5 separate regions of the Homo sapiens genome follow, and all the other regions are linked to region 4. The links are chromatin loops, found by intact Hi-C in ENCODE. Cell type or tissue: adrenal gland. All regions are shown on one strand. Region 1 overlaps NBEAL2 (neurobeachin like 2). Region 2 has its middle 2.9 kb from the start of MYL3. Region 3 has its middle 32 kb from the start of PTH1R. Region 4 overlaps TMIE (transmembrane inner ear). Region 5 overlaps PTH1R (parathyroid hormone 1 receptor).

What was found. A loop is a pair of places that touch in the nucleus more often than their neighbours do. Peaks named below come from ENCODE experiments on the same cell type or tissue, not always from the same donor. Only the 100,000 strongest peaks of a DNase experiment are listed, where the experiment ranks them.
Region 1: a loop joins it to region 4, with 3 times the contacts of the local background. A loop is called at or near these places in 53 of 110 quality-filtered maps.
Region 2: it touches region 4 in a loop (2.7-fold over the local background); 24 of 110 quality-filtered maps call a loop at or near these places.
Region 3: it touches region 4 in a loop (5-fold over the local background); 108 of 110 quality-filtered maps call a loop at or near these places.
Region 5: a loop joins it to region 4, with 6 times the contacts of the local background. A loop is called at or near these places in 106 of 110 quality-filtered maps.

What each region holds. Positions count from the first base shown.
Region 1 is chr3:47,007,270-47,012,269 of GRCh38, forward strand. It overlaps NBEAL2 (neurobeachin like 2), which reads left to right. Exons shown (of 54, transcript NM_015175.3): 47 at 1-81; 48 at 256-428; 49 at 547-641; 50 at 801-917; 51 at 1,014-1,172; 52 at 1,251-1,399; 53 at 1,720-1,855; 54 at 1,950-2,432. The coding sequence ends at 2,051. It also overlaps the pseudogene NRADDP. Among named protein-coding and RNA genes, the nearest start is that of NBEAL2, 30 kb to the left of the region's middle. RefSeq lists a silencer at 1,851-2,360 and enhancers at 1,990-2,787, 2,788-3,584. In adrenal gland, no CTCF peak of the experiment used is centred here; a DNase peak (open chromatin) is centred at 2,262; H3K4me3 peaks cover 1,518 bases; H3K27ac peaks cover 1,611 bases.
Region 2 is chr3:46,863,800-46,868,799 of GRCh38, forward strand. It overlaps a transcript of MYL3 not described here. Among named protein-coding and RNA genes, the nearest start is that of MYL3, 2.9 kb to the left of the region's middle. In adrenal gland, CTCF peaks have their summits at 3,110 (motif pointing right) and 3,309; DNase peaks (open chromatin) are centred at 3,142 and 3,904; H3K27ac peaks cover 4,097 bases.
Region 3 is chr3:46,906,939-46,911,938 of GRCh38, forward strand. No RefSeq gene overlaps it. Among named protein-coding and RNA genes, the nearest start is that of PTH1R, 32 kb to the left of the region's middle. RefSeq lists enhancers at 2,121-2,696, 2,681-2,975. In adrenal gland, CTCF peaks have their summits at 1,363, 2,775 (motif pointing left) and 2,978; a DNase peak (open chromatin) is centred at 2,683; H3K27ac peaks cover 2,115 bases.
Region 4 is chr3:46,703,118-46,708,117 of GRCh38, forward strand. It overlaps TMIE (transmembrane inner ear), which reads left to right. Exons shown (of 4, transcript NM_147196.3): 2 at 2,673-2,790. Among named protein-coding and RNA genes, the nearest start is that of TMIE, 4.2 kb to the left of the region's middle. RefSeq lists an enhancer at 3,296-4,053. In adrenal gland, a CTCF peak has its summit at 2,069 (motif pointing right); DNase peaks (open chromatin) are centred at 634, 984 and 2,084.
Region 5 is chr3:46,892,744-46,897,743 of GRCh38, forward strand. It overlaps PTH1R (parathyroid hormone 1 receptor), which reads left to right. Exons shown (of 16, transcript NM_000316.3): 4 at 1,164-1,266; 5 at 2,992-3,126. Among named protein-coding and RNA genes, the nearest start is that of PTH1R, 18 kb to the left of the region's middle. In adrenal gland, CTCF peaks have their summits at 2,636 (motif pointing left) and 2,851; a DNase peak (open chromatin) is centred at 2,628; H3K4me3 peaks cover 439 bases; H3K27ac peaks cover 1,573 bases.

The DNA.
Region 1 (5,000 bases), 300 kb after region 4:
CACCCACAGCTGGTTGCCCTATGACCGCAACATAAGCAACTACTTCAGCTTCAGCAAAGACCCCACCATGGGCAGCCACAAGTAGGACAGAGGGCTGTGGGTGGGGTGGGCTACAAATGCCCTGCACCCGGAATTATTCCCCTCCCTAATCAGAATGTAGGCCAGCTGCAGGGGAAAGGTCTGGCCAGGCTCCCTGAGGGCCTGGGTCTCTTCCATGTGGCCTGGCCTCACTTGCTATCCCCCTCACTGGGTCAGGACGCAGCGACTGCTGAGTGGCCCGTGGGTGCCAGGCAGTGGTGTGAGTGGACAAGCACTGGCAGTGGCCCCGGATGGAAAGCTGCTATTCAGCGGTGGCCACTGGGATGGCAGCCTGCGGGTGACTGCACTACCCCGTGGCAAGCTGTTGAGCCAGCTCAGCTGCCACCTTGGTATGAACAGCCTTGGAGCTGGGGAGAATGAGGCACACAGGTATGGGGCCGGGTTCTGAGGCTGGCCAGGGCGGATGTGACTCCTCCGTTCTGCCTGTACCCTCCCCTTCCCATGCAGATGTAGTAACCTGCCTTGCACTGGACACCTGTGGCATCTACCTCATCTCAGGCTCCCGGGACACCACGTGCATGGTGTGGCGGCTCCTGCATCAGGTGTGCCTCGTGGGCAGCTCTGTGGGGCCCCCGTAGCCCAGACCTGCAGCCCATCCGTCCCTCAGTGGCCTTCCAGTCCTGTCCTCCTCTAGTCTTGGACAAGGCCTTCATTTCCTGAGCCTCAGGGGACAGTCCTAAGCCAACCCTGGTCCTCCACAGGGTGGTCTGTCAGTAGGCCTGGCACCAAAGCCTGTGCAGGTCCTGTATGGGCATGGGGCTGCAGTGAGCTGTGTGGCCATCAGCACTGAACTTGACATGGCTGTGTCTGGATCTGAGGTGTGTGTATGCATGTGCCCTGGGGAGGGTGAGTTTCCTGGGCAATCCCCCTGGAGCCCAGACTCCTGCCCAGGACCCTAAGTTGCCTTCCTGCAGGATGGAACTGTGATCATACACACTGTACGCCGCGGACAGTTTGTAGCGGCACTACGGCCTCTGGGTGCCACATTCCCTGGACCTATTTTCCACCTGGCATTGGGGTCCGAAGGCCAGATTGTGGTACAGAGCTCAGCGTGGGAACGTCCTGGGGCCCAGGTATGGGGAAGGGGTGCCCAGCAAAGATGGAGGGGCAGTTGGGATCCTGTCCTTGCTGACACTCCCTGCTTCCTCCAGGTCACCTACTCCTTGCACCTGTATTCAGTCAATGGGAAGTTGCGGGCTTCACTGCCCCTGGCAGAGCAGCCTACAGCCCTGACGGTGACAGAGGACTTTGTGTTGCTGGGCACCGCCCAGTGCGCCCTGCACATCCTCCAACTAAACACGTAAGCCCCCCATTTATGGGTTCATGGCCCCTGAAGGTGGTGGTCATTGGTGTAGGATAAAGGCCCTAGGAACCCACACACCATACATGTTTGTGGGCACATATTTCAAGGTTTGTTACCTGTCCCTTCATCTTCCCATGGGGAGGTCTTGCCCTGGGCCTCCGCTTAGCCACAGTTGTGGGAGATTTCTTTGTGTATAAGAATTTCAATTTAACCATCCTTAAAATGAGGACAGAGAGGGTATATGGGATAAGGGATATCTGCTGGTCGCAAAGCCCCCTTGCAGTCGCAAGTTGGTGTATATCCCCTCTCCCTTCCAGACTGCTCCCGGCCGCGCCTCCCTTGCCCATGAAGGTGGCCATCCGCAGCGTGGCCGTGACCAAGGAGCGCAGCCACGTGCTGGTGGGCCTGGAGGATGGCAAGCTCATCGTGGTGGTCGCGGGGCAGCCCTCTGAGGTGAGGATGGGGCGGGGGTGGGGAGGCCCCTCGAACGGGGCGGGGCGTGGCGCGGCGATCCCAGCTGATCCTACTCAACCCTTACGCCCACCAGGTGCGCAGCAGCCAGTTCGCGCGGAAGCTGTGGCGGTCCTCGCGGCGCATCTCCCAGGTGTCCTCGGGAGAGACGGAATACAACCCTACTGAGGCGCGCTGAACCTGGCCAGTCCGGCTGCTCGGGCCCCGCCCCCGGCAGGCCTGGCCCGGGAGGCCCCGCCCAGAAGTCGGCGGGAACACCCCGGGGTGGGCAGCCCAGGGGGGTGAGCGGGGCCCACCCTGCCCAGCTCAGGGATTGGCGGGCGATGTTACCCCCTCAGGGATTGGCGGGCGGAAGTCCCGCCCCTCGCCGGCTGAGGGGCCGCCCTGAGGGCCAGCACTGGCGTCTGCGGCCGCAGCAGCACTTTTTGCACAGTCTGGGGCGGGGTTCCCCGGCTTCCAAGTCGCTGTTTCGTCAAAGCACGAGGGCCGCCTGTGGCCTTAATTCCTAACGGCGGCCCCGGTTCTCCCTTCTCGGCAATAAACCAGGCCTAGTTTTGTAGCTGCTCCGTCTCCGAGTGTGCGTTCGCGCGCAGCGTCTCGGCCTGCCATGGCCACCGTCCCAGGGTCGCCGTCTGAGTCTGGCCTGGCTCGCGTTCCCCTGGCCCGTGACCCCCTCTGGGCCCACTCGCCCCCCCTCCGCGTGGCCGTCGCTGAACTGGGGCCTCAGTTTACCCGGCAGTGTAGCCCCTGCCCCACATCTCGCCCCGGCTTGTGGTTTCCCCACGATCTCTTCATGGGGTCGCCTTCGCACGCCATTCGTCCACAACCGCAACCCGGCCAGGCGCCCCGCAGGCGCGTTTGCATTCCTTCGCCGGGCAGGGGCGACAACACCCGAGGCCGCGCCCCTCCAGCTCGGCCCTGCCACCTCATTGTCTTGCCTACTTCTTGGGCCGCCCTGTGGCGCCGCTGTGGTCTCGGGGTTGGGGGTGGGGGGCCAGAACCACCCCAGAGAGTCCACGTTGTCTTCCCGGAGGGCTCGGTCCTGCCCTGCTGAGTGGATCCATCCTGGCGGCCACTGGTCATGAGGAGTTGGGGGCAGAGCCCTTGCTGAGCGGAGGGAGCCGGGGGCTGCCTCTCTGTCCCCCATCTCCAGACTCGCGATCCTGCGGGTGTTGTATGTGCTGGTGTCGGCGTGTGCGTGAGAAGTCAGGGGTAGTGTGGGTGTGCGGGGTGGTTGCATTGTGTGTGCGTATTCGTGGGCCTGGAGACAGGTGGGAGGCGGGAGGGGTTCCAGTCCCGCTGCTCAGAGTAGGCTGGGCGGAAGCCAGGCCTGTCTGCTGCTGCGTCCTGGTCACAGGCCCATCCACTATCCAGGATCCTGCAGGGCCCCTTAATGTAAGTGACACAAAGGTACACACCCATATGTGGCAAGGGCTACCAGGTCGCACCCACTTGGCCACAGCACTGGGTTGCTGATTTAGCCATACACATGGGCACATGGTGTGGGATAGATCGGTACCCAATATGTGGTGGTGGATACTGGGGAGCTGGAGGGCCTTCCCGGATGTCTCCTCCATTCCTTCTCCAGGCAAGCTCTCCTTAGTCTAGACGAGGAGCTTCTCTTCCCCAAACCTCAGGAAGTGGGTCCCAGCAGATTCAGCCCTATAGGATCCAGGTAGGACTGAGCGGTCCTATCCTTTGAGTCTCAGGCCCTCTCTGAATTTCTGGATGAAGCAGGATCAACTAGGGAGTCTCTGGGCCCATATCCCCTATTCCCTCGCTGAACCCACCAGGGTAGCATTCCACCCAGTTCCTGATCAGGAGAGGGCTGGACACTGACCCTTGAGGAAAGAGTGCGAGCATGGTCACTGCAGAAAGTCCTCCTGCCTTGGGGCTTTAGGATGTTGGGTTCCTGAACTCTAGTTTAAAAGCCTGGTGGTGAGCCTCCCACTGGCCAGTACATCTCTCCAGCCTGGTTCTGGCCAAGATGGAGCTAGAAGGCACGTCTCCCCTATCCTCCCTACCATCCCTGGACTCAGACCAGGTGTTTGGCAACGTCTTTGAGACAGGGTGGTTTCCAACCTGTCTTCCATCCTGAGCTGTATCTGACCCTTCTAATTTTGGCCAGCTGGGACCAGCTCTGTCACCTCCGCCCCATCTGACACAGGAGGAAACTGGTCCAGCCCTAGAATGAATCAGGTTGAAGTGAGAAAAGGGGGACAGACTACCCCAAGGGACTGCCAACGTCAGGCCTGGAGATTTCCCCCATATTCCTCCTGCACACAGCCCTTTTTGGACTGAGAGAAGCAGCTCCCAGCTCCCCTGCCTGGGCGCTGCCTAAAACTCTCTAACGTCTTCTCCAAGAAACAGCCCCAGGAGTATTAACCACTAACAGAGCCATGATTCACAACTCTAGCCACAGCAAAGTCCTGGCCTATGTGGGTAAGCATCCGTTGATCCAGATCATGGGCACTGGGCAGGCTGGGAGGTACCCCAAGTGGGTAGGTCACACCCAAGTCCAGCCACAGGTTCTGGAGTCTCTGCCCCGTGTGCCCTGACTGCACTAGATTGGAAGGACAAGTCGCTTCCAGGCAGAAGAAAGCAACAACACTTCCTTTCCAGTTCAGCTTTATTTTGCAAAAATTTACAAGGCCTCCTTTGCACAGAGATGCTTGTGGGGACCACATGAATCAATGTGCCCTCACAGTCCAGACTTGGTGGCGGAGACAGGACACAAGTGCCATGGTAGACAGTGCCATGGTCTTTCTTCCTGTGCCCTGGATAATTGGATAAAAAAAATTGGATTTAGTGCCGTGGTAGACAGGAGGTGCAAATGGACCCCAAAAAGGAAGAGATCAAGAAGTCTTCCCAGAGTAGAAGATTCTTGCCAATATGTCAGATGGAGAAGGGAGATTGGCAAGAGCAGAAGTCTGGAAGGTTATGAGAACAGGGTGCATCTAGGAAGGACAAGGTGTCCAGAGTGGTAAGCAAAGGGGAAGAAGTAGATGAAAATGGAAAAATAGGCCAGACAGCTCCTGATGCTGTGGTATAAGCTTTTGACTCTAATAGTAGGGACTACTGGCTTCAAATCTTTTTGGCAACAAAGTTTAGGTGAGGCTACCCAGGG
Region 2 (5,000 bases), 160 kb after region 4:
GTACATGCTACGTGTTGTGTTGGGGCCAGAAGGACTGGGATGATCTAAGGGCACCTCTGAACTTAAGCTCTCCAAAGTCCCCTGTGTCTGTGTCTGTGTCTATGACCGTGTCCATGTGGGGGAAGGCGGAAGTCAGCATGTGTCTGTGTGTGTTGTCTGTGTCTGTGTCGGGGTGTCTATGTGTCTGTGGGTCTCTCTGTGTCTGTGTTTGTGTGGAGGGGGGTCTGTGTACACCTGTGTGTATTGTCTGGGTGCCTCCGTGGTGGGGGGCTCTGTGCGTGCCTATGTGTGCTCCGTATCTGTGTCTATGTAAGGGATGGCCCGGGTGTCTGCATTTGTCTCTGTGGGTCTGGGTCTTTATGTGTGCGTGGTGTGTCTATGTGTCTATGTGAGTGTGTCTGCGGGTGTTGCTTCTGTGTGTTTATGTCTGGGTGTTTACATGTGTCTGTATGTGAGTGTCTGGTCATGGCAGGCAGCTGTAGCCCTGGCTATGGGTCCAAGGGTCTCCAGGAACCCCCACAAAGGGCAAGAGAAAGGATGCTGCTCCCTCTAGGGCAGTCGCCCCAGGCCAGTTCAGCAGCCTCCCTCTTCAGCCCCTGCTGGCCCAGGGACCAGTTTCTCAGCTTTCACCCCTAGATTCCTACTTCCCCTCTCTACAGGCCCCAGGGATGCACATTTCCCTACACACCCCAGGCCTGGCTCCCCACTGCACCCTCTGCCCAGAGTGCCCTCGCCCCCTCTGCCTGACATATTCAAGGCTTGGCTCTACTGGCCCTCTTCCAGAAAGCTCTCTCCAATGCTATTCCACTGCCACATGTTGCCCTCTGCCGACCCTTTTGGCAGGGGCTCTGAGAGGGTCTGCCTCTCTGAGGAACCCCAAGCTGCCAAGCAGGGTCTGCCCCAGTGCAGTGATGCTCATTCCCTGTTCCTACCACTCAGTGCCCACCCCCAGTGCCCATCCTGCAGTGCCCGGCCCCCAGGGTCCATCCCAAGCCCAGCCTTCAGCAGATGACAGTGACAGAGTACAGCCTGACGGGACTGCCACTTGGGGAGGTGGGAGGGCTGAGGTGGCACAAGGCTCTTCCCGCATGGGGACGCCAACAGTGGGGACATCTTGTAAACACATTGGGCTCTGTTCCTTGCCCAGCATCTGTGCCTGGGGGGTGGGAAGGAGGTGCTCCTGGTTACTTTTAAGTGCCTGGAGCCTTTGATAGAAACTTCAAAGCCAGGGATTTCCCTGGTGTGGCAAGGGGCTAAGCCTGAGGCTGAGAGGTGCTGTGGGGCCCAGGGCCTCTACCTGGCACGCCCTGCTGTCTTCCTACTGGGCCCAGTCCCTCTCATCCTGTCACTCCGCCTCACAGGGAGGGACAGCAGTCCAGGGCTGGGGCCAGCCCGCTCCTGACTGGAACACGTTCTGCCTCTCATCTGGAGGGCAGAACACCCACATCTGGAAATCTGACAACATCCGGGACTGGCGGGGGGGCAAGTTTTTCACTTTTCTTCCAAATGTTTGGCAACAGTATTGAGAAAGAAAGGGGTGGGGGGATGGTCAGTGGAGACGAGCCAGAAATACCACAAGAGGAGAAGACAGCCAGAGGGCCACACAGAGGGGCCCCGGGGAGGCCCCACCACCCAGGCCTGCCGACCCTCAGGACAACGGGCTCTGGAAGTCACACGGGAGCCCCAGCCACCCACAGACACCGCCAACAAGACCAATTTCCTTGTGTTCATCATGAGGGAAGCAGAGGGCCAGAGCAGAGGACATATACAGGGCCCTCTCTCCCATCTCATTTCTTTCATCCTCACACAATTACCACCCCTTGGAAACCACCCAACGTTGGCCCAAATGGGGGTAAGCCAGTGACAAGAGCATCCTGGGCCTCAGTGTCCAGGTCTGTGATCTGGGATGGGCAGGCTCATGCAGCCAGCCAGAGCCACATAGTGCCACCTTCCTCCACCTGTGTGTGGCAGAGTCAAGGCAGTGGCTTGGGCCCCTCCTGTCACACACAGGGCAAACGTGGTCCTGCAGCAGGGACAGGGTGCACAGAGCCATCCTCACTCCCTCATCAGGACCCAGATGAAGGCTAGGGCCAGGATGGTGACTGCCTGAGCTCTGATTCTGGGCATGTCCCTGCTGGCTTGGGAACAACAGTGCCCCAGGACTCACCCACAGGCCCACCCTCAAACCTATAACAACTGCCTAGCCCCCAGTAGGCACTCTTCAGGACCAGCCAGAGCCCTCCCAGGCACACCGAGACCAGGAGCAAGGCATGGGGTGAACAGGAGGCAGGAAGGTGGGCAGGGAGTTGGGGGTGGAGGGAGGGAGGGTGGGCAGCAGTTGGCGGTAAGAACAGGCCACACCATGCCTGGCACTTCCCTCTCTCTCCCACATCCCAACCTGAGCTTTGTGCCCTTCAGGAGTCAGCCTAGCAGGCAGGATCTGGGCAGGGCCTCGGGGGCCTGGAGAGCCAGGGCTGGGGGTCTGGGTCCTACTGCTTCAGCTCCCAAAGCTCTGATGTCTGAGCTGCAGCCCAGTGTGCTGCAGGCTGGCACACGCCATGTCCCAGAGCCCTCTCAGGCAGCCACTTACCTCTCCCTTCCCCCAGCCAAGGAGAATGCGGGGAAGATATGGGCCCTGACTTCTGAGGAGCCTGTGGACTAAGGCAGGAAAGCCCGGCCACGCCGGCCTTCTTCTGGGCTCTTGTTACCTGGCGTCTTCCGTGTGTCCGCCTTCCTATGAATGTCAGCCATCACAGGAGGGAGGAATGTTCTGCTCTTCCACAGCTACATTTTCCCAGGACCTGGTACACCACAGGCATTCAATAAATGCTGGATGAACAAATGTTCCAAATATCTCAGTTTACCCACCTCTCACAGAGGTACTGGAACCCCTTGCTAAACCCTGTCCTGGAGTGGGCCCGGAGAGATGGGGAGATTTGCCAACTGACTGACAGGAGCTCTGGCGGTGCAGAGGGCACTCTGGGACAGTAGTGCGGCCAGCAGCTGCCTCCAAGCCCACCCACCACTTCCCCATGCCCACCCCAATTCAGGCGTGCTCTTCACAGACTAAAGAGGTGAGGGTGACCCCTGTGGTACAGGCAGTGACTGGACCACGATCAGCCAGCAGGGGGCGCAGAAGGGATGGGAACCGACCTTTGGTTCCTGAACTCAAACCCCAGAACCCAGAATCCCAACCCAGACCCCAGATCAGGAAACCGGAACCCCAAGCTCAGACCCCAGACTCAGGTCTCACAATTTGAGTGCCAAACTCAGAACCCAGAACCCAGATTCCAGGACTAGACCCCACTGTGGAGACCTAGACCCAGATCCTGGCACCCAAACCCTGACCAAAGACTCCAAGACCCAGGATGGTAAACCCGGACCTTCAACCCAGACTCCGGACCCCAGACCCCAGACACAGGAACCAGGATTCTAAACCCAGACCCCAGATCCAGGACTCAAGCCCCAGGACTCTAAACCCAGACTTCCAGGACTGCAAACCCAAACCCCAGACCCAGGACCCAGGACAAGGGCTGACGGATTTCCAGATCAGCGTGGCCCTGTGTGGACAAGGCCAGTGGGAAGGGGCACCGGGGGGTCACACTCTTGGCAACAGCGGGGGTAGCTGCTTGGCAGACCTCCCTGGTAGCGTTCAGAAGGGCATGAAGAATGTCCATCATCCTGTCAGAGCCAATTTGGGGAGCTCAGACTATGGTTGCCACGTGGAGGGTGGGCAGAAGGAGGTAAGGGCCAGCTGTCCCCTGGGCCTAAGAGCCAGAGGCAGGGAAACAGGGTCGGGCTCCCCACGTGCCCTTGTCCCCTGGGCCGCAGTCTCCGCAGGCAGCCATGGCCCGCCCTGGCCTGCCGGTCCCGCCCCTCCTGGCCCACAGCCTCTGGGCTGGGACGCAGGCCCACACTTCCCGGAGGAGTCGAGAACACGGCCTGGGCCAGACCCAGAGCCTTAGAAGTAGGTCAAATGTTGCCGCGCAGCAGGTCCTGGGGACCCTGTCCTGGTGTGGGCAGGCCCGTAGGCTGCAGCTCACTTACCAGGGCCCACTTGTGTGTCCACATAGATGTGAACCCACCGCTACACACTGGACACCCATGAACACAGACCCCACGCGGGGCCCCTAGGTCCCTGTCCAGTTGCACAGATGGGGAGACCGTGGCCCCAAGGAGGCAAGAGCTGCCCAGCAATTCTGACTAGAGATGGCACGAGGCAGGTACAAGGACCAGCAGAAGGAGATAAATTTCTACACCATCCCATGGCCCTGGAGCCTCAGATGAAAGTCTGACTCCTAGGAGGACTTCCCAGCAAAGCCGCTCTGCCACTAACAGGATGGGGCCCACCTCCCAGAGGCACAACCCCGGGCCTTGAGAGATGGAAAAGAGTACCCAAGGGGAAGGCAGTAGACTCCCTATGCTCCTGTGACCCGGGCTGGTCCCTGCTCCTCTTGGCCTCAGTTTCCCCACCTGTACCATGGCCATGGGTGGGGCACTGTGATTCCAGGTTCAGAGGACAGTCTCTGCCCCTGAGTCCCAGCCCATCCTCACTACCCCCACACCACACACAGACAACTCTGTCCTCGAGCAGGCCAAACACAACCCTCAGGCCCCTCCCTCTGCCCACTGTGCTGACGGGGACCAGATGCTCCAACCTTGTGGTTCTAGGGGTGGGGGTGGCAGGGCCCAGCGGGCTGGCAGGCAAACCCTGGTTTTGGCCCAGGGACCTATAATCAGCTCCTGCCCCTCTGATCCCGGCCCAGGACTGACGCTTAGGGCTGTGGTGTCCTGGCCGGCTGTGGCCACGGCCGCTATATTTGGGAGCCCAATTCAGCATGAGGGAGGGGTGGGCAGGCAGAAGCCTCTAGGGACCCAAGCCTCATGGGGGACAGGATGGGGACAGCATTGGCCAGGCTTGGTCCATTCTGGAAGAAGGGCATGGCCCTGACTTCTCAGGGGCCTGGACTGGGGGACCTCAGCCCCACTCTCAGCAGCTA
Region 3 (5,000 bases), 200 kb after region 4:
CTCCAGAGCTAGGCAGGGGCCTGAGCCCTGGCTGGCTCCAGGTGTGTGCTGTGTGGCTCTGGGCAAGCCACCTTCCCTCTCTGAGCCTCAACTTCTCTTCACAGGTCAAGCCCCTGCTCAGGCTTCATGACCTGAGTGGACTCAGGATCCTACCTCGCTCCTCAACAAGGATAGGGACAGGACCCCTATCCTTCCCTCAGGCAGGCGTGACAGCCTAAGGACCTCCCCCTTAGCCTCAAATATGTCTATTTGTGTATGTCTGTGTGTGTATTTATATGTGTGTGTCTGTGTGTATGTCTATTTGCATGTGTATTTGTTGTCTATGTGTATTTGTGTGTGTCTATTTGTATGTGTCTGTGTACTTGTGTGTATGACCGGCTCCTTCCCTCTTCAGTGCCACGGGCATGCAGGCAATGGAGGCCAGGTGAGGGTGGATTCTTCTTGCTCCAGCGTTTTTAACAGGCAGGGCAGGAGCAGCCTTGGCATGGCCCGGACACTGGCGCTTGCCCGGAGGCCACAGTCAGACAACCTGTCCACAACAAACTCATATCCATACATCAGCAAGACAGTGGGGCGTGTTGGGTGTCATTCTCCATGTGCGAGCGTTTGTATGCGCGTGCTGCTTGTGTATTTCTTTGTGTTTGTGTACACGAGTGTCCATGTGCCTATCTATGTGTGTCTGTGCTTGTGTACCTGTGTGTGTGTGTGTGTGTGTGTGGCCATGTGTGTTTCTATGTGTGTGTGTCTGGATATGCCTGTATGTCCATTTGTATGTGTCTGTGTCTTCTGGCATGTCTATGCGTGTGTGGTTGTAGGTTTGTGTACCAGTGTGTCTATGTGTGTATTTGTGTGTGTGTGTGCATTTGTATGTCTATTTGTGTATTTCTGTATGTGTGTCTATTTGTGTGTGTGTATCTGTGTCTATTTGTATATCTGTCTGTTATGTGTATGTGTGTGTGTGTATGTGTCTATGTTTCTGTGCTGGTGTACGTATGTCTATCTGTGTGTATTTATATGTATTGTGTATGTCTGTGTATGTGTATTTGTGTATTTGTGTAAATATGTGTGTCTGTATATGTCTATTTGTGTATGTCTGTGTGTGTATTTATGTGTGTGTATGTCTATTTGCATGTGTATTTGTTGTCTATGTGTATTTGTGTGTGTCTATTTGTATGTGTCTATTTGTGTGTATGTCTCTGTGTGTGTCTATTTGTGTGTGTCTGTGTATTTGTGTATGTCTCTCTGTGTGTGTCTATTTGTGTATGTCTCTACGTGTGTATGTGTGTCTATTTGTATGTGTCTGTGTGTTTATGTGTGTATGTCTCTGTGTGTGTGTGTCTATTTGTGTGTGTGTGGACTCGTGGTCTAAGAACGCCGCCTGTGGGTGGAATTTGGCTCATAGACATGTTTGGTTTGGCACCTACAGTATTTTCAACATCCTGAGCCAACATTTAAAAATCAGGATATTTCACATAAAAATTCAGCTTTCCAACTTCTCTTAAAAATTCAGAAGCCCTGGCAGCCCTGGGCCTGCGTTCCCCTGAGGCCACGCTCCTCCCGAACTGTGCAGGGCTGCCCTCCTCCGTGCACCCTCCATAGCCTCGCCCACTTGTCTCGCCCAGCAGTGTCTTGAGGATGGCTGAGTTTGTGAACCCAGTGTGTGGTCACAACTACGTGTGAGCCTGGCTGTCAGGGAATACGTGCATGAGTGGGGTGTGTGTGCATGTGTGTGAATGTGTGTGTGCATGTGCAAAGCAACTCTGTGTATGAGGCAAACCTGAGTGTGTGCGGTGCGTGTGAATGCCTGCATGTGCGCGTGCGTGTGTGAAGAGTCTGCGTGGGGGAACACGTGTGTAAAGGCATGGATGTGCACGTGTGTGTGCAGGGGAGTGGCCATATTTGTGGCTGTGTGGAGTGTGTGGGCCACAGCGGACTGGCATGCTCTGCCCAGGGGCCTCTTCCGGTCTTTGAGGGGGAATTGGATTCCCGGCTTCTGGCTGGGCCGCCTTGCGGGATTTATTTCTGTCTCAGTGCCCACTGGAGTCCTGAGTAATGGGAACATTTAAAGAAAACCAGTAAATAGATACAGAAGGGGCAGGCTGGCTGGGAAACTCAGCCCAGACACCCCTGCCCAGCCCACAGCTGCCAGAGCCCCTGGGGGCAGGCCTGAGCCCAGGGAGAAAGGAGCTCCAGCATGCGACAGCACCCCCTCACTCTGTGGGGTGCCCACTGCTACCCATGCATGCCCCCACCACCTGGATGGATGGTCCCTGGGTCAACACTGGGCATCTTGAGAGCTTCCTTGGCTCCGAGCAGCAGATGTTCAGGAGATTCAGGGGATGCCAGCTCAGGCCTGGCCCAGGGGCCAAGAGGACCTGACCCTCCAGGGGTGCCCTTTCCCAGCCAGGCTACAGGCATTCTGCCCACACACACCCTCTGCACATGCAGACGCACCCACAGTTCAAGGAGGGGAGAGGCTGTGCTGACCTGGCAGGGCTGGGCGGGCACTCGATACCCCACCCGGACCTCACACACCCGGCAGTGCCTTGGAACCTCATCTGCCAGGACACGGCCCCTGCTGTTCTGGGTCTCAGGCTGACTGGACCCCACTCTCTGGATCGTCTCTGATGAGCAGTCACTTACAAATGACATAAACCCCACAGGAAAGGATAGGCGTGCGTCATGCGGTGGGGTGACCTGCTTTACAGAAGACCCGCTGCTGGCAGGAGCTGTTTGGACCAACGCGCCCTGTCAGGGACCCCATCGGGGATCTCCTGCTGCCCCCCAGTGGCCATGGGAGGACATGGGGAAATAAAAGTCAACAGCTGCATGGAGTTGCTCATCCGCGTCTGAGTGGACTCTGAGGGCCCCACGTGGTTCCCAGCCAGACAGTTATGGGGAAGCAAGGCCTTTCAACTGGTCTGAGGGAAGGGGCTTGGATCCCAGCACAGATCTGGAGACCACCTGGAAGGTCAGCTCCTCGAAGGCAGAACCATCGTCAGTCACAGCTGCATCCCCGGATACAGTGCCCAGCATGACATGGGTCCTCGGGAAGCATGCTACACTAATGGCCCACTCCCCAGGCTCCTGGGGGTGGGCAGCGCTGTAGCAAGCCCTGGGCCCAGCTCAGAGCCCCATGGAGAGGCCGCCTGAAGGTGAGCGGGCATCTCACATGTTGAAGCCTCCAAGGCAGTGAGGGGCTTGGGCTTGAGGCTGGACAGTAGTTTTCCCTTGTGACTTCAGGGGTTGTGCCTATCTCTGATCCCAAGCCCATAGTTCCTCACTGTGGTTACAAGGCCCTGTCCTGGCTGGTGACCTGCCTGGTCCCTGACTCTGCAAGCCCAGGTGGGACTTCCTCCCAGCCCTCTTGCTGCCTCCCCAGCAAGAGTCAGAACCGAGAGGCCCTGCGCCTGGGTCTCTGGTCTCCTGTCCTCTTCTAGGGAAGGAGCATCCGTGCTGCTGTGGAAAATATCCCAGGCCTGACACCTCTCCCAAGATGAAGAGGCTGGGTGTCCTAGAGAACCCCAAGATGAAGGGACCTGAACACTGCGAGGTTGGTCAGGGCTGTCCTGGAGAAGTGCCTGGGCAGTGATGGACCAGGCAGTGGCAGGCACACCAGGGCTCCATCCACAGTGCTGGACACTGGCCCCTGGCCCTCGCTGGCCCATCTTAAGCCTGAAGGGCTTACGACAAAGGGGCTGCCAGGGCCTCAGGGCACCCTCCCCACCTAGCCCTCCAACCAAGGCTAGGGCTGAGACTTTTTTTTTCTTTACCAAATTTTCAGGGGACTATGAATCACTGAGACTAACTCTGAACTATCCTCACCTGGATGAAGACTGTAGTCCACACCCCAGAATGTTTGTTTTAAATGGAGAAAGCATACTTTAAAGAAACACACATTTTAGTAACATGTTTTACCAGTTTCTTTGCTCACCACCTGTATTTTTTAAACCTTTTTATTTTGAAATACGGATTCATAGGAAGTTTTGTTTTTGTTTTTGTTTTTGTTTTTGTTTTTATACAGAGTCTTACTCTGTTGCCCAGGCTGGAGTGCAGGGGCACGATCTCGGCTCACTGCAACCTCTGCCATCAGGATTAAAGTGATTCTCGGGCCTCAGCCTCCCAACTAGCTGGGATTACAGGCGTGCGCCACCATGTCCAGCTAATTTTTGTTTTTTTTAGTAGAGATGGGGTTTCACCATGTGGGCCGGGCTGGTCTTGAACTTCCGACCTCAGGTGATCCGCCCACCTCAGCCTCGTAAATTGCTGGGATTACAGGCATGAGCCACTGCACCCAGCCGATAGGAAGTTTAAAAGTACAGAGAAGTCCTGTGTAACATTCACCCAGTTTCCACCTGGTTACATTTTCCATAGCTGCAGTACAATATCGAAACCAGGAATCTGACATTGGTGCAGTGTGTATAGTTCTATTCCATTTCATCGGGTGCATAGATACAGGTAACCACCACCACAATCAAGATACACAGAGGTATTCCATCACAACCATTCCAGAGATCTCCTTGGAGCCACCCCCTTTAGAGTCACCTGTCCCCACCATCGCTAACCCCTGGCAACCACTAATCTGTTCCCCATCTCTATAATTCTGTCACTGTCAGAATGTTACAGAAGTGGAACCATACAGTATGTGACCATTTGATACCTACTGTTTTCACTCACCATAATGCCCTTGAGATCCATCCAAGCTGTGGCAGGTGTCAGTCCTTGGTCCTGTTTTATTGCTGAGTTGCATTCCATGGTACGGATGAACCCGAGCTTAACCTGTCCCCTATTGACAAGACCTTTTCCCTAGCCTTTGGCAACCTACAAATAAAGCTGCTATGAACATCTGTATATGCATTTTTGTGTAAACATTCGTTTTTATTTCTCTGGGATAAATGCCCAGGAGCATGACTACTGGGCTATATGATAAGTGTACGTAAAGTTTTTAAAGAAATGGACAAACTATTTTCCAGAGTGGGTGTTCCATTATACATTCCCAC
Region 4 (5,000 bases):
ATGGGCAGGGCTGGGGGCCATGTCACCACCCACCTTAGCCCTGTGTGGGTCACCATCACCCTCCATCAGCCCGTGAGGCTCTGAAGGAGGTGGGGACCTCCATGCTCCAGAAATCAGACCCCAGCAGGGCCCAACATGAGGAGAAGACCAGCTGTCATCTGCTGCCGTCCACCCAAGACCCCTATCAGTAAGAGTAGGCCCAGCTCCACCCACATCAGGGCTGGGGCAAGAATGTGTAGGAAGTGAGCTGCCTTGGCTCAGAACCTGAGAACTTTGCCATGGCCCTCAGAGTCTTCCAGTCATACAACCAGCCGGGCCAACACATTGAGCCTTAGAATTAGGGCAGCTGCCACCATCAGGGCCCTAACCCTAATGGCACAGACATGTCCCTGACCACACCCACATGCATGCCAACCACACATGTGCCCAACCTCACACATGTTCCCCAACTTTATGTACATGTCTGACCCCACACATATATCCAGGGGAAAGTACTGAGGAATGGTGTCTTCTTGTCAATAGCTCACCCTGGCAGGGAGAAAAGAGCCTGAGAATCAGGTACCAATCCCAGCCCACAGATCCTCTGGGTTACCTGGGACAGGTTGCTGATCCTCTCTTGAGTTCTGCAACCCACGCTGAAGGGTGGCATTCACTAGATGAAGAAGCGCCTGGCTCATGACAGATGCCTAATCCATGTTTACGGACCTGGGGGAAGAAGGGCTGGATGGTCGAACTACAGGTTGCCTTTCTTCTCAGAGAACCAGAAGGGACTTCTCGTGTCTGTCCTTATTTAGTAATCAGTGCACAACATCTCGCTCATATGCCCCAGGGTTCTCTCTCCCTCAGAGGACAGACCCCTCTCCCTGTCCCTCAGCCACACTAAGTGACAGACATGGGGTCATATCCATCTCTGGTCAGGGACAGATCTTACTCAAATTCTACAGTGTGGGTCCATGTCCCTTCAGACCTAGGCAGGACTGTGTCCCCTAGACACCCAGGGTAGAGCTGTGTCCTCTAGACACCCAGGGCAGGACCGTGTCCCCTAGACACCCAGGGTGGACCATGTCCCTAGACACCCAGGGTGAAGCATATCCCCTAGACACCCAGGGCGGACCATGTCCCTAGACACCCAGGGTGGACCATGTCCCCTAGACACCCAGGGCAGGACCATGTCCCTAGACACCCAGGGCAGGACCATGTCCCTAGACACCCAGGGCAGGAACATGTCCCCTAGACACCCAAGGTGGACCATGTCCCTAGACACTCAGGGTGGACTATGTCCCCTAGAGACCCAGGGTGGACCATGTCGCCTAGACACCCAGGGCAGGACCATGTCCCCTAGACACCCAGGGCAGGACCATGTCCCTAGATGCCCAGGGCAGGACCGTGTCCCCTAGACGCCCAGGGCAGGACCGTGTCCCCTAGACGCCCAGGGCAGGACCATGTCCCCTAGACGCCCAGGGCAGGATCATGTCCCTAGACACCCAGGGTGGACCATGTCCCCTAGACACCCAGGGTGGACCATGTCCCCTAGACACCCAGGGCCAGGGTCATGTCCCTAGACACCCAGGGTGAAGCACGTCCACTAGACACCCAGGGTGGACCATGTCCCCTAGACACCCAGGGCAGGACCATGTCCCCTAGACACCCAGGGCCAGGGTCATGTCCCTAGACACCCAGGGTGAAGCATGTCCCCTAGACACCCAGGGTGGACCATGTCCCCTAGACACCCAGGGTGGACCATGTCCCCTAGACACCCAGGGCCAGGGTCATGTCCCTAGACAGCCAGGAGCAGGGTTGTCTCCCCTCAGACCTGGGCAGAACTATGTCCCCTAGACACCCAGGAGAAGGGCTGTGTCCTCTCAGACCTGGGGCTGGGCCATGTCCCTTAGATATCCAGGATGAGGCCATGTCCTCTCAGAACTGGGGCAGGACTGTGTCCTCTAGACCCTGGGGCAGTGTCCTATCCCCTCAGTCCCCCAGGGCAGGGTCATGTCCACCTGGAAAGTGGGAGTGTCTGGCTGTGCTCTATTCAGGCTTGCTACAGCCGCACTTCTGCCTTTTGGCCTCCAGGTGTCGCCACAGCACTGCAGACCTTTTATTTATCCAGTGCCTGTCCTGTGGACACTCTGGGAGAGTCTTCTGTTCAGAGTGACTCCTAGTAGGGTAGGCGACCAAAGGAGGCCACCTGGCAGGGGTCCAGGCCAGCTGGCAGAACTATGTGGCCCAGACTCCTAGCTCCACACCCCACCCTCACTGGGGAGATGTGAGAGCAAAGCCAGTTAGCCAGCACCCCCCAGGCCTCGCCTTGTCTCTGGCCTTGGTCCTGAGACCCCATCTGCCTGGGTGGAGCCCAGGACTGGAGTAGGAGGGTGTGTTCATAGGGGCCTTGAACCTGGCCAGGACAAGCCATCCACATTTGCTCCTCCAGGCCTTGGTTTCCCCAAGCATCAACCACCCTCCCACTTCAAGTACCTGGCTCTGCTCAGTTCTCTTGCTCTAAATCTGGAACTTTCCAAGGTCTAGGGTGTTGGTAGTGCATGCTTAAGAGAGTTGATTCTAGGAGATTCTGATATGCTTGGGCTGAGTGTTTGCTGAGACCTGGGCCCTTCTCAGCTGGTTCCAGCCAGCTGGCCTCTGCCTAACTCACTCCCCTCTCTCCTGACCCACAGCCCAGCACGGCCCCACCCAAGCCCAAGCCGCCTCCGCTGACCAAGGAGACAGTGGTGTTCTGGGACATGCGCCTGTGGCACGTGGTGGGCATCTTTTCGCTCTTCGTGTTGTCCATCAGTGAGTAGCTGTTCCCTTCCCTCTCCACCACACTGCAGTGGGAACACAGCACCCCCTGCCCCCCAGAGGGCTCAGAGCAGCAATTCCGGGCAGTGCAAGTAGGCCAGGCACCCGCAGGAGACCCGCGGTGGTTTCTGGCACCTCCTGATCCACACAAACTCCCCGTGGAGGGCTGACAGGCCGGTGGTGACCTGAAGTATTCTGCAGGACCCAGGGAGGTAGCCACATGGCAATTATGGTAATTACAGGGAACTCCACTGAACCAAGGACTGGGACGAGGACGTGTCATTTTTCCCTATGGCTGGCCTCCTGATGCTTTTCCTGCAGTTTGGCCAGCTTAAAGGCCCACACCCAGGGGCCCCAGCAAGGCCATCCTCCACTAGAGGCTCCCCAGACACCCAGCAGATGTGGCTCCCAGGCTTCAATCCCTGCCTTGTCAAATACCATTTTCCGGGAGTGACTCACACCCGCCTCAATTAAAAGCAGGAAACCCATTCCTCTCCTGGGCTCTGGGAGCTTCTTGATGCAAAGTCGCAGCAGAAATGGGCTTGGCCGGCTCCCCTTAGCCCTCCCCTCAGAATGGAGGTCTGGAGTTGGGGAAGGGGACAGAAAGGCACAGGAGACAGAGGCCAAGTGGGGAGGCTGCCATGGCACAAAGCAGTCTGACAGAGGTTCCCACGAGGCAAAAGCAGAGTGGGGGGGAATGTAGGAGGTAAAGGGAGAAGCAGCCCACTCCCCTGCAAAGGCATCACAGAGGAGGGTCCTCTGAGGAGGAGGGTCCTCTGAGCTGCAGACCGGTGGGAGGGTAGGTGGGGTTTTGCAGGAGGGAAGGCTGGAAAGGCATTCCGGGAGAGGGGATGTGAGCAGAGGCTGGAGGAAATGCAGCCTCACGCAGGGTCTCAGATGAACCCAACTGGACATTTGCTGAGTGCACCCTGGGTGGGGAGGCAAAAGCTGCACTTCGTCCCAGCCGGAGCTGTCCCGGGATGAGGTGCCCCAGAGAGCTGGGTGGCCCACAGAGAGCCCACCCAGATGTGAGGGGCTCCAAGGAAGACGTGACATCTGATTTGCACGTGCTTCTCCTGGCACCAGAAGTGCTGTCCCAAGAGAAAATATCTGCCCTGCAGAAAATCCCCGCCCCCCATCTGAGCAAGAGCCTGTGCTTTGTTCCCAGCCGAGGCTGAGAACCAGTCAGGCATCTTTGTGGAGGCCCCACAGACAGATAGGTGTGCCTGCAGCCTCAGCCAGGTGTCCAGAGAGGGAAACAGCCCGCTGCAGGGCTCGGGGGTCATCTGCCCTACAGGAGCCACAGGCACAGCCTAGGATGCAGGTCTACGGAGCAGCAGGGAGAGCACTGTGGGCCTCAAGACACAACAAAGGTGCCTGGGGCCACATGAGAAAATTGCAGTGTCAGACCCCAAGCGGCACTTGGACATCAACCACACAGACCATCTCTAACCCCATTTCCTAGAAAGGGTAAAGGATAGTCCCAAGACACCTGAGCAGCAGGCAGCACTTGTTACCTTCCATTGCCGGATCTAGGCAGTGGGGGCAACACAGCTCCCTCTCCTGGGGGGAAACATTTTTCCTGCTTCCCAGTCTGCCTGGGCTGTTATTGGAGCATCACCCCCAAAGCCCTGCAGGAAAAGGGGCTGGGGCTAGATGGGGTGCCCCTGGAGGTCTCCTCCAGCCCCAGGGACTTATATCCCAAGCCCCTGCCTGGGCCCTGGAACTTGACCCAAAGCTCTTTGCATCTCCCCTTCTTTGAAGAGAAGCAAACAGGCCAGGCTGTGCGGGGCAGGCCTGAAGTGAGGGGTGGTGTTTGAGCCCGGCTCTGGCTGCCGTCAGTGGCCCACTGAGCTCCTTAGGAAGCCCCAGCCTCCCGGGGCCTGGGACCAGCCTGCATGGAGCCTGAGTGGGCATAGTCCCAAGGAGGTTCCTGGTGGGGTGGCTAGAAGAGGTGGCCTAAGCCGGGAGGGTTAGGATTGGGTACCAACTTCGAGTCTCAGGCATGAACACAGGTTCTGGAGAAATCCAGGACCCAGCTTCTTGGATAAGGCCTGCTGTCTGCTCAGGTCCACCCCTGGACAGTCGGATCTATAGCTGGGGCCCTTGTGCAGCACCCTCCTCCAAGTGTATGCCTGGATGCTATTGGCTCCCCAATTCATTCACTCTAGTCCAGTCCTGTTCCCAACAGCAAAGGCTTTGAG
Region 5 (5,000 bases), 190 kb after region 4:
GCCCCGGCCCCGCCTTGGCGCGTCTGAAGGATGCAGCTCTGCCGCGGAGCTGAGGAGACGTAGCCTTCTGGGGTAGGGATGGAGGGGGTCGTCTCAGGGGACATACCCCTGCCCAGGGGTCTGAGGAAACACGACCCTGAATTAAGAGGGATGGGGCTGAGGGCTTCACAGCCCCGCCCTGGGGAGGTTTCAGAGACCGCCTTAACCTCTGCGGGTCACATTCACGGGAATGGCTGGGCTAGGCACACCAGGCTGCTCCCAAGTCAGAGGACAGAGGCTGAGACCCCTCAGCAGCCACCTGCTCTGGGTGAGCCTCCACCCGCATGATATTTCATTTCCTTTCTTATAATGAGGCCAGTGAGTCCCGGTGGGTGGCAGCCAGGGCCCAGGGTGTGCAGGTTGGAGGGAAGGGAAAGGACATTCCAGGCAGAGAACAGCAGGAGTGAGGGCCTGAGTGTCATCAGAACTCCGAGTCTGGATGGAGGGAGCTCCCAGATAAGCAGTGGAATGAGAGGGACTCCCACCCCCAGCCAGCACCAGAGTGCCCAGCCCAACCCAGGCCGCATGCCAACAGTTCCTCCATCCTCTCTTTCTCTCTCTTGGGATTGTAAGGAGGGGAGGCATTGAGGCACTCACCGTTCACTGGGGACAGCATTGACTGGGGAGCTGGGCCAAGATGGAAACTGGTGACTCCCAAGACCCCCCAGGGTGCCAGGACTTGAAGGACTCCAGGCTGGGTTTGTCTCCCCACAGTTCACCACTCCTTATCCACCCCCTGCCCCCGACTCATGTCCCCAGCAGGCAGCCAGGATCCTGTGTGGATCCATCCTGGGACATTCCATTCCAGTCCCATGTACCCCTGGGGAAAGGACTGGACAGAGAATATCAGTGACTGCAGCCTACAGGGTTACTGGCGGGCAGGCAGGAGAGAGCCCCTGCTTTTTCCCTTCGATCAGGCAGGCCCTACCCCTCAGAGCCACAGCTTCCCATCTGTAAGGTGTGAGCTCCATAGAGCAGATTCCCCACATGCAGGGGAAATCCCACCTTCCCTCTAGAGTCAGGGCCTTTTGAAAGGGGGTAGTCCCTCTGGGAAATTGGGATGTCTCTGGGACCTGCTGCTGCGCCGGAAAGTCCTGCCTGTGGTCTGACCTTCGGCTTGGCAGGTGGATGCAGATGACGTCATGACTAAAGAGGAACAGATCTTCCTGCTGCACCGTGCTCAGGCCCAGTGCGAAAAACGGCTCAAGGAGGTCCTGCAGAGGCCAGGTGGGGGTCAAAGGAAGAGGGTCTGGGGATGAGGTCAGGTGAGGGAGGGGCCAGTCAAGGGCGGGACCCAGGATACAGAGCCAGGTGAAGGCTCTCTGTGGGGGCGGACTTAGGTAAAGGGGGCCAGGCCAAAGTGAGAACCAAAGTGGGGTGCGTGGTGCAAGAGTGGAGTCAGCAGGCTCGGGCATCCATGGCTTGTCCTAAGTCTCGAGCTCAGGTCCCTGTGTTGCCCACAACCAGCACTCAGACTGATAGCTGTCGGGTTAATCTCATCAACTGAAGAGGCCCAGACCCCAACTGACTGAAGGAGAGGAGCCGCTTCCTCCCCTGACAAGCCCTTAGGGTTCTGCAGGGGTTGAGGCTGGTGATCGCCCAGAACACAAGCACACAATGACAAACACACTCTGTGGCACACAGATTTTGCTCACACTCACAGAGACTCACATGGTCTCTGCAGTCACAGCCCCACCGATGCCAGCCCCAACAGTGGCTCCCAGTCACATCGAGATCTGGGGGGTCAGATGGGCCCCCTCATTCTGGGTCCTGAACCCAGCCCCTCTTCTTAATTGTGAAAGCCTGGAGGAGCCTCTCTTTGCCCCTCATCATCCACCATGGAGCCTCTCGCTTCCTACTGTACCCCACCCTGCTACCCACATCCCCACACTGAGGCCCGAGGGTGGAGGCAGGAAAATGAGCACAGTCATTCTCATCCCAGTCCAGGCTGCTTGGACTCAGCTTCCCATCATTGCCACAGACCCGACATGTAAGGACCAGGGGGGCCTAGCTTGGGCGGTGGCTGAAGGAATACAAGTCAGAAAATGAGGAAGACTTTGTGGCTAGGAAGAAAGACCTCTCCAGCCTGGGCAACATAGTGAGACCCCATCTCTAAAAAAAAAATTTAAAAATTAGCGAGGTATGGTGGTGCACACCTGTAGTCCCAGCTATAGGGGAGGCTAAGGTGGGAGGATCACTTGAGCACAGGAATTTGAGGCTGCAGTAATTTGTGATCATGTCACTGCACTCCAGGCTGGGCGATAGAGGGAGACCTTGTCTCAAAAAAAAAAACAAAAAAAACAAACAAACAAAAAAAAAAAACGTCCAGCATCTCTCCAATGAGAAGAGAGGCCAGGCTCCATCTCAGATTAGGCATCTCAACGGCCACTGTGGAAGCTGTGAACCACATACTTGAGGATCCAGGGCAGGGGATGGGGTGGTCTTCTCTGTCCACTCTTGACTGTACCACCTTGCTCTTGTCTTCTCACCACCAGCTTCTTTACCTGCACAGCACTCAGGCCAGACTTAATTTTCGCTATGTAACCTGTCCATTGACATCACCCACTCTGTCTGCTTTCACCGTGCGCCCCCTGGTGGGGCCTTCACTGCTGCGTGGCCTTGGCCCCCACCCACTCCTGACTCCTGGGTGGGAGGATACCACCTCTGCTCTGTCTTGCCCAGTTTAGTGCTCACCCCACTAGCTGATCCTGCACTCCCATTCCAACCCTGGGGGACAATCTCCACCTCCTCTTATTACTTCACCTGGCAAGCACTTTACACTTTGTTAAACACCTCCTCACCCATCGTCTCAGATCTCCCAACAGCCTAGGTGTCACCAGGGCAGGAGACAACCCCCCCATTGTACAAAGGGGGAGTCTGAGGCCAAAGAGTACCCTGGGTCTCCTGTTGTAGCACAGCTGACAGCCATCATTACCACCCTGGTTTCTCCAGCCAGCATAATGGAATCAGACAAGGGATGGACATCTGCGTCCACATCAGGGAAGCCCAGGAAAGATAAGGCATCTGGGAAGCTCTACCCTGAGTCTGAGGAGGACAAGGAGGCACCCACTGGCAGCAGGTACCGAGGTACGTCTCTGCTTCCATGCATCCAGCTGGCATGGGCTTGGATCCACCCACCCCCATTGCACTGTCCCTCTGATGTGAGCTCATGCTTCTTGGCTCTTATAGAAAGTAAAAGGCTGCAGCCACATCCCCAGGCAAGGGGCTGGGAGAAGACAGAGTGTAGTGGGAAGGAAGGGGAGCTAGATGGCTCAGGCCTCAGAAAGAGATGAACAGAGAACTCTCCAGCACCACACCAAGAGTGGACCCAGGGCTACGGTCCCACCCATGGAGAGAAAGAGAGATGACAGAGAACCCTGGGGGACAGAGAGGCAGGGAGAGATACACAAAGACAGACAGATAGTGACAGAGAAAGACGGGGAGAGGCATGGAGACAGAGATCAACAGAGGCAGGGAGAGACAGTCACAGAGATAGAGGGGACCAGGAGGCACACACTGAAGTCTGGGCTCAGTGTGTCAGAGGAGGTACATGGGGACACATAGTGGATAGGGCCACAGAAATAGAGAAGGAGAGGAGGGCAGTGGCAGAGGGTGGGGCCAGAGGCAGTGGGACAAGGAGGGGAGAAGAGAAGGGAGGGAAGCAGATGAGGAAAGGCAGACAGAGCCCAGGCTTTGGCCACAGGGCCGGTTTCAGCCGGCCGGGTGGGCAGCAGATTCCAGATGGGCCACATCTGGGAGGCTGTGGTCACCCTGTGGCTCCCTGGGGACCAGAGGGAATTGTGGGCCTGGCTGGGTGGGGCTGGGAATATGGCGCCCAGGACAGAGAGCCTTTCACCAAGCCAGGGCGGGTCCAGCCATCAAGGCAGCCTTCCAGGGTGGCTGGAGAGTCCTGTGGTTGGAGCCCTACAGAGGGAGAGAAGGGGGCTGCAAGCTGGGAGTGGAATGTGGAAGATACAGAGGCTGGGGACCCTCCAAGGTCACTTAGCCTCCCTGCAGTGAGGCTGGGGCTCCAAAGTGGGATGTCACCCTACTTTGAATCCCACCATTAGCACTTAGATTTGGGGAATCGATCTCCCCCAGCAGTGGCCGTGGGAGTCTCACAGCAGGTACTCAGGGCAGGCATTGAGTGGTGGTAGAAGCATGGGCCAATGTGGTTAATCCCAACTTCCCAATGAGGAAATGGAAATAGAAAGACTTGGGACACCTGCGTGAGGTCAGCAGCTCCTTGGAGTCCAGCTGGCACTAGAAACCAGACCTCCTGCCTCCTGTCCATGATCCCAGGGGAAGGGGCACACAGGGAGCCTCCCAGCTGAGGGAGAGTTAGTCTGGGTACTTGCCCTTCTTCAGAGACACCTGGAAGGTGGTTCCAAGAGCAGAGAGAAAGGCGAGAGGCCTGGCCTGGGGCTGAGCACTTGAAGAGGACAGGGCCCTGTGTTGTATGACCTCAGCAAGTTGCCTACCTCTCTTGGCCTCTGTCAGCCCATCTGGAAAATGGGGCCAGTGCCAGTACCTGTATCGCAGAGGCCATAGTAAATTCTATGAGGTGGGTACAGCCCACAGAAATACATTTTCTCCAGAGTGCTCCAAAGCCTGAATTTTCCTGCTTGGGGCACACCTGTCCCTGCAGGAACCAACAACCACTGATGGGCCGGGTGCAGTGGCTCATGCCTGTAATCCCAGCACTTTGGGAGGCCGAGGCAGGCAGATCACCTGAGGTCAGGAGTTTGAGACCAGCCTGACCAACATGGAGAAACCCCATCTCTACTAAAAATACAAAATTAGCCAGGCATGGTGGCGCATGCCTGTAATCCCAGCTACTCGGGAGGCTGAGGCAGGAGAATCGCTTGAACCTGGGAGGCGGAGGTTGCAGTGAGCTGAGATCACGCCATTGCCCTCCAGCCTGAGCAACAAAAGCGAAACTCCGTCTCAAAAAAACAAAA